Linked DNA regions of Homo sapiens: region 1 is linked to region 2. A link is a contact called in ENCODE Hi-C or POLR2A ChIA-PET data. All regions are on one chromosome and are shown on one strand. Each heading gives the region's core, a stretch centred on a gene start or an enhancer-like site at or near the end of the contact. The rest is flanking DNA. Distances are from core to core; before and after follow the strand shown. Region 1 overlaps STXBP5 (syntaxin binding protein 5). Region 2 overlaps STXBP5-AS1 (STXBP5 antisense RNA 1).

Region 1 (4,069 bases), core at 951-3,450, 410 kb after region 2:
ATGAGAGGGCTACATTAATTATTTCCATATTTACCGGCTACATAGGGACTCTACCATTCCTGGGATAGAGTTAGAAAGAGGGTAGAGAGAAGCCCAGGAGTTCCACTGACACTCAAGAAAATACAACAGATGTGGAGAAGCAGTCCTGCTAATTTGAGTGTGTGTGTGTGTGTGTGTGTGTGTGTGTGTGTGTGTGTGTACACATGCTTGATTTTTGTTTTTGGCAGCCATGGGGGGTGGTTTGGCTGGTCACATAAATGCAAATTCTTACTAACTTTAATAGATAATGTTATATATTGTTACATCAAGTTATACATTTAAATTACAACATTACTTAAAATTTTAAGTATTGATTTTTAAAACTAGAAATATAAACAAATCATAGTAAAAAATATCATAAAGTAATGGCTCTATTGATACAGTTATGGTTATTTTGATCCTTTTTCTGGATTTTAGAGAAAACCCAAGAACAAGAATGCATGGGAAGATTGTAAACATAGGGATTGCATGATAACTATTTCCTTTTCTTCAGCCATTATCTTAAAATTAATTTGTTAGTAATAATAATTCTCTAGTATTACCTTACTAAAGGACCAATTTTTGGAGACAGAGTCATGAGAGAGATAACTAGTCTTTTAGTAGAATATTGTACAAGCTAGTGAAAGACATAAAGTACAAGTTTTGGACATTTTTGTCTAAAATCTATATATTAGTGATTTTTTTAAAAATCACAAACAACTTATACCTCATTTTTTTCTTTTAATAGTCTTCAAATAAATGCAGGTATTTATTAACTTGACATTGTTTTGGTCCACAGTCCTAGAGGCCAGTTTCTTAAAGTAAGAAGTATAACAAAAATTGATGTTAAAATATAATATTGAGGCTTTTTTCATATAAAATGCCTTTGTTTACAATTGGTTTATTTGAAGAAACATTTTAAAAGCAGCTGTTTAAGACCAAGGAAGGGGATTGATTGAGACCAGGAGTTCAAGACCAGTCTGGATAACATAGTAAGATACCATCTCTACAATAAAGTTTTTTAAAAAATTAGCCAGGTGTGGCGACATCACCTGTAGGCTGAAGTGGGAGGATTGCCTGAGCCCAGGAGTTCAAGGTCACAGTGAGCTATGATCATAGCTGCACTCCAGCCAGGGTGACAGAGTGAGTTTCTGTCTCTTAAAAAAAGAGGTAAAAAAGAAAAGGCAGCCGTTTGACTTGTTTCTTTTAGCAATGAAATTTTATGTTTTTGAATTATTTTTATTGTCCCTTTGCAAGGTACTTGCTCAAACAATCATTTTGAAACTGTGAGGCTCTACGCATCACTTTAACATTTAAAATACGTTTGTACAAATTATGGAACTCTTTATAAAACTTTTTCCTTAAAAAGTAAACAAATCAACTTGAATATATTAAAAACATTAAAATTATACCATAACCATTTAGAATAAAGCATAACACCCTCTTCCCATTTCATATTTTTAAAATGTAACTTACCTGCTTTCATTTCTTGGCTTAGGTTTCTCATCCTTTACCATTTTGCATCATGTTTGGCTGCCTTTTTATTTTTACTTAAGAACGTTTTTTTGTTTCCTTATACTAACTAAAATAAGAATTCCATGAGTTCTGTGTGTCCTGGTCACTTAAATCTTAAATGTGCCCATATATGTACTTCTAAAATTATCCCTGGAATGCCTGGTTCTGCTCTTGAGAATTTGTCGTGCACATTTAATATGCCAGAGGGAGGGAGGACACTTCCTTGACCCTAACCTTCTATACCTAATTCATAGAAGTAGAAGATAGACCACTCAGACCCTTCAGTCTACTCCTGTGTCAAGGCTGACTCTGGGAAGAAATGAAATGCCTCAGTTGTTACTCTGTCGCTTGAGATGGAGAGCTGTAGCTGATTAGTGGGTATTTCCCTAAGAATAATTCAGAAATTTTGCATCAGCCAGTGTAGAGTTCTGAATGCATTGCCTTGCAAACCTTGACCAGCCAGAAGTGAACTGTAGTTCAATTCGTATAAGCAGTGCCCTCAGTGATTCACATTTACCCTGAAGTCTGAACAACTTTCGCTGTTTCCTAGCATGTATGTCATCAAAACACGAGGTGCCATGGTCTTCCACATTAGAAATACCAACTGAATAATTCAGAAGGGTTCTTACCTCTGAGTTTGGTGGCAGGAAATTCAACATCGAGTAGTCTTCCTGCTGTTCTCTCACACACTGTCATTTCAAGGCAGAAGCCTTAAGAATTGCGGAAGTAACCAGGCTTTGCATATGTTTTGCTACAGCAATTACTAGGCAAAGAGTTGTGCAATCAAAAATGTTTTTAACTTAAAGTCATAGTAGAGTTTTTTACAATAAAAGCAGTCACACACTAAAATTGTTCACATTTTTTAAAAAAATGTGCCTTTCAAGTACACTTGAAGTTTTCTGGTACAAGTATAGCAGGTATTGTTTCAGAAGGTCTCACACTCTTTTAAACCCCTCTTTATCTCTTCCTTTCTAAAATCCTAATGACAAGTTTAGTTCAGCATGGATTTAACTATTCATGAGGTTTGGGAATAGGTAGTCATACCTGCTGACTAGTTTCACTTGTAGTTCTCTACCATCATCTCAAACTTAACCCCATGGTCTCCTAAAACTACCTCTTTATCCCTCCCTCCCTCCCTTCCTTCTGTCTGATTGTACATTCACTGTTTCTTCTTTTCTTCCTCTACCCTACCTCTACTCAACCTCCAATTCATTCAGTAAATATTGAGTACCTCTTTTGTGCCAGTGTTAAAAGTATTAATAGCTGCAAGGTTTCTGCCTTCCTGAAATGTAAAGCCTTGTCTGTTCTTACTCCATTAATGTGTTTCAATCTCCCTTTTTCTTGTTTCACATCAGAATCACAGGAACTTCCCAATTGGTGACCCTGTTCTACTTCGTCTTACCTATGTTCACCAAATTAATCTTCCCCAGATATTTCTTATCAACCTTCATTGGCCTTTAATTCTTCTTTTTTTTTTTTGGAGACGGAGATCTCACTCTGTCGCCCAGGCTGGAGTGCAGTGGTGCCATCTCAGCCCACTGCAACCGCTGCCTCCCAGGTTCAGGCGATTCTCCTGCCTCAGCCTCCCGAGTAGCTGGGATTGCAGGTGCTCACCACCACACCCGGGTAATTTTTGTATGTTTAGTAGAGACGGGGTTTCGCCATGTTGGCCAGGCTGGTCTCGAACTCTTGACCTTAAGTGATCTGCCCACCTCGGCCTCCCAAAGTGCTCTGATTATAGGTGTGAGCCACTGCACCCAGCCTGTCTTAATTCTTTAATAATGAAAATATATTACCTTTGTCTAATTTGACCATCTGCAAAGTACTTTTCATAGGCAGTCACAAGTTCCTCACATTGTGACTAGGTAGTAATACTCCCACTTTCTAGGTGAAAAGACAGCTGGTGAGTAACAGAATCAGTACTCAAAGTCCACCTTGCTGAGAGTTCTTTCTACCAACATCAAACCTTTGTGGACAGGACTTGAAGACCCTCTAAAGTCTGGCCCTGGCCTGTCTTGCTGTCTTCTCACTTTTACTACACACTCCTACCACTGTGGCCACACTTAACACTTATCAATCCTTGAACATGGGTTTTCTGTCTGTGTTCTGCAAGAGCATTTTTTGTAGCATTATCCAGCAATTATTAAAAAAGAGTCTCTGCGAACAAAAATACTGTCACCTCAAAGTCAAGGTAGATTTGTTTTACAGTGAAAGTAGGTGCACACACACACACACAAATTGCTCATATTTGTTGTAACTCATTTTTTTAACTTGTTTTTGGACAGTTTTTCGTTATGTTACTTCATGTTTTTAAGTTTTGTGGGGTTTTTTTTTGGTTTTTTTTTTTTTTTTTTTTTTTTTGAGACAGAGTTTCGCTCTTGTTGCCCAGGCTGGAGTACAATGGCGCGATCTCGGCTCACTGCAACTTCTGCCTCCCGGGTTCAAGCGATTCTCCTGCCTCAGCCTCCAGAGTAGCTGGGACTACAGGCACACACCACCACGCCAGGCTAATTTTTGTATTTTTGGTAGAGACAGA
Region 2 (3,966 bases), core at 1,387-3,886:
TGGATGACTTTTATTTATAGTTTTCTGTCTTTAAGAAAAATTTCAATAATTCATAATCACATTTTATAAAGTTGCCTTGCTGCTAAGAGCCAAGATAAAGATACATATGATTTAGCTTCCTAATATTTTATTTCTCTCTTCACCCATAAGAGGTCTGGTTTCCCAAGAGAGCTGAGCTCTGTATCAGAGGGTATTCTAATAATTTCATTGATGTATACAAAATGTATTTCCTTTTCCTAAAATGAAAAAGGAAAGTAGCAAAGGCAGTTTTCATTATACAGATTCATAGTGGTGCACCACAGTGGTCTGTGCTCATCCTGAGAGGAGGCCTGACGTATGGCTGCCAGATTTGAATATAAATGTAAACTCCTATTGCTCCACAGAATCCCATGCAGAAATAAGCTTACACCCAATGCATGGAGAAAATCAATAGTATATTATTAAAAGAGCATTCTGACTTTGTGTAGAGCCATTAAAATTAATCCCATCAGCATTAAGTCATGGGCCCTAGAGAATCACCCAGGAGAGCCATGGAATGATGGCAACCCACACAGATTAGGAAGAGAAGATGACACAGGCAGAACAGAGAAGGAAGTGTGGTCTGGCCCAAGCATTGCCCATGTCCCTTCCTGGCTGCCCTTCTTGTGAACACCTGGGGGTTCTGCATCTACACGTTCCTGGTGCCCAATCCTGAACACCACCCTGTCTCTGCTCCAGCCCTCCCTGTCTCCTGGAAGTGCTGCTTCTGAAGGCAACTGCTCTAAACCTTCTGCTTCTTTAGACAGCTGTCTGATAAAACAAAGCTTTCTGCAGGGTTCATGACTGACAATAGGGTCAAATGATCAATTGCCCCTGATCACAGACTTCCTGTGAGATGCAACACCGTAGCCCAAAGTCTTCACCCAAAGTCACGATAACTAGGAGAGAGTTTTTGACTGATACAGCCTTGTTCATTGTGGGAGAGCATGAAAGCCCTGAAAAGCCAGGAGATCTGGGTTAAAGTCCTGCCTCTACCGTCAAGTAACTCCCCTCACTCTGGGTAAGTCACTTGACCTGCCTGTGCCTTAGTTTTCTCATCTGATAAGTGAAGATTTAAAGGGTGTTTTGTGAGAGCTTAGTAAGATAATGAAAAGGTACATGCAAAGCAACACGGTGCTTTAAAAATGCAGCTATGACTTCATTTAGACATTTTGTGGAACAAACACACAGAGAGATGTTGTAACACAAGGATGTAGGAAAGACAAAAGACAGACTTAATTTATTAATCATTTCCTGAGTGTTTATTGCAAGGTGGGCATTGTTTTATGCACACGAGGTGTAGGAGCGAAAAGACAGATTGTCAATTATCTACATTACTGCTAGCATTACAGGAGTTTAAAATTATCTTTCATCTCTTGTATATTTATTGTGCATGGCATAAATCAGCCACACTAGTATCTGCATACTAGTATTGCTTTCAAACACCAATGATAGAAAATGTCCAAAGCAAATCAGAGTAAATTAATTTTTTTGCATTAATTTCTGTTTCTTTCAAATACAAAGATTCATATATAACTACTATCAAAGGCGTTTTTTGCCTTTACAGATGGTCAACATTTGTTAAAGAAGTCAGGAAAACGCAGACATGCAGGGATTAGGACATCCTTGCGTCATGGGTCTCTCAGCCTTTTCCTTAACCAGGGGTGGCTGCGCTGCACTTGAGGAGGAGGCAAGGGGCAGTCAGGCAGCCTGGAGTTCTCCTGCCCACTCTGCTGGCTCTGCTGGCTCCCCAGCCTACTTCAGCCCCAGCCTCGCAAATTCCAAACTGCTGATTCATGCTCATGATGTGAGCCTAATGACCGCGAACACGCTCTTGTTTTTCTTCTTCAGGCACATTTTCTTGGTAACCAGGCGGATGATATGCTAATGCAAGCTGGCAGACTTGATCTCAAACTACAAAAATACGCTCTGCCACGTGGAGGGGACAAAGGAGGAAAGAGACTTCAAGGCTATCCTTTTGACTCGGGTTTCCATTTTTGTCGAGAAGCACACAGCAAGTGCTCAACAAGGAGATTTGGTATTCAGAGGAGACCCACAGTGACCATTAGGATTTTAAACCACCATGAGCAGTAATTCTTCTCATTTAAAATAAATGTCCTCTAAGCTTTTTTAGTAACACACTTTATGAGACTCCGCTAGTTTCTCGTGCTGTTTCAGACAGCTCTGGGTAAGCAGGAGATGCTGAATCCAGTGAGGCAGAAAAGTCAGAATTTGCCTTTTCTCAAAATCCATCTTGGCCCCAACTTGGCTGCATCTTGCTTCTGAGTCATATAGCAAGGGTTCGTTGAAGGTCACCGCAATGCCCTGGACTACTTTGGAGTTTCAATGTATTGCTGTTGAAATAATTTTTAATCTCTTCCTGTCAGCTGGCCAGATGATACAATAATATTACCCTGTGTTGCCTCACAAGTGATTAAAGAACAAGAGCACAGCAAGTCCTGCTTCCCAGCCCTCTCACAGGAGAGCATAGAGGCTTCTGCAGGGAGAACGAGCCTTCTGCAACATACAGATATTCCCAGAAAGACAATTCACAAAGCAGTTTATTAGTGCCTGTGTTTTCAAGGCACTGCTGAGCGGAATGCCAGGGCCATTGGCTCCTGTTTTATTAAGGTTCTTGTCTATCTGACTCAGACTCACAAATTTTCTGGCCACAGACTTGGAATTTACTGTAAAGTGAGTCATCCGGTATGAACCAATGAAAATTCTCCAGGCAAATTCAGTTCAGACTCTGAGTTGTTATTTTTATTCTAAAATGGTCTTTTTCTTTATTATCTGGAAACTCATCAGTTAGGTGAGTCTGAGTGAGTCTGTGTTAAGAGGCTAAAATTAATAAATCCATCTGGGTAATTTCATGCCAAAAGCCACAACCTTCGGTTGATAAAAAGGAAGATGTTTCATTTCAATTGGAAGGTCACAGTCGGTCTGCTAAGCTGATTTTGAAAACGATATGCTGATAAGCATAGGAAAGGGTAAAGAAATTCCTTACAAAGCAAAATGAAAATAAGAATTTCTTTTTTCATCACACCAGAGGAAGATTCAAATTAATGTCCTCAGAGAGAGGTCACTTTGAGATACAGAGAATCAAAGGTTGGCTACCATAGGTTTAGTTTTTTATAATCTGCTTATAACTAGTTACTTCCTTGATCACTTCAGCACCTACAACTATCTTGAGACAGTTTTTACCACTTTACAATAAAAATACTAGAAATAAACATTTTCTTTTATTTTCAGTACTCTGGAAAGTCAAATTTTATTTGAGCCCAAACAACTAAATTCTGACTCTATCTTTTAAAGTGCTCCAGAGCCAAGACTCTAAGCCATAGAGCCTTATTGCTACAATCATGGTCATCAGATTACCTGTGGAGCTCTTGCTGAATGGTGGAGCCAGGAAGGAGCAGCCACTGCAATCTCTTTATGTCTGTAGAGCTGTTGCTAAGCAGTACTACAGGCAGTGTCTAAAGGCCCATCTCCAAGCCTGGAGTGTTCCAAACAACATCTATAAGAAGTCTCCAGAGCTGTGGCATCCCAGTGAGAATGGCTCTTGCATTCAGGCTCCAACAAAAGTGTCCAGGCAGGAAGTTGAAATGGAGGAAGTTATGTTAGAATGACTATCCTCATTACACAGATGAGAAAAGTGAGTCATGGAGTAAGTCAAACTCCTCCACCTCCCAACAACCAAGGAATAAACTAGAACCCATTTTTCTCTGCCTTTGTGTGTTAAGTTAGACATCCACTGGATTATGCCACTTCTTTTGGGGAAGGGAAGAATAGAAAATTGGATGACCCAGCACAACAGATGAATTCTGAGGGTGAAGAATGCAACAGGAACAAATTTCCATTTTCCTGTTATTTGAAGATGGAAGAGTAGATGTGGGTTCCAGTGAAGAACCAAGAAGCAGTTCCACTGAAAAAGTAGTATTTGACTCA

Evidence for each region. A loop is a pair of places that touch in the nucleus more often than their neighbours do. ChIA-PET counts read pairs that join two places held with the same protein, here RNA polymerase II (POLR2A). Pooled maps may share reads with other maps.
Region 1: a loop to region 2 is called in a pooled map, with 4 times the contacts of the local background. The contact joins two enhancer-like sites. A Hi-C loop is called at or near these places in 4 of 50 pooled maps. POLR2A ChIA-PET finds 5 or more read pairs at or near these places in 2 of 52 experiments (AG04450 and CD4-positive, alpha-beta T cell).

What each region holds. Positions count from the first base shown.
Region 1 is chr6:147,320,396-147,324,464 of GRCh38, forward strand. All of the region lies in intron 16 of STXBP5 (syntaxin binding protein 5), which reads left to right. Among named protein-coding and RNA genes, the nearest start is that of STXBP5-AS1, 120 kb to the left of the region's middle. Within about 2 kb of position 2,201, at least 7 of the 41 ENCODE cell types and tissues checked have a DNase peak (open chromatin) inside an H3K27ac peak, as active enhancers do.
Region 2 is chr6:146,912,280-146,916,245 of GRCh38, forward strand. All of the region lies in intron 7 of STXBP5-AS1 (STXBP5 antisense RNA 1), which reads right to left. Among named protein-coding and RNA genes, the nearest start is that of LUADT1, 240 kb to the right of the region's middle. Within about 2 kb of position 2,637, at least 29 of the 41 ENCODE cell types and tissues checked have a DNase peak (open chromatin) inside an H3K27ac peak, as active enhancers do.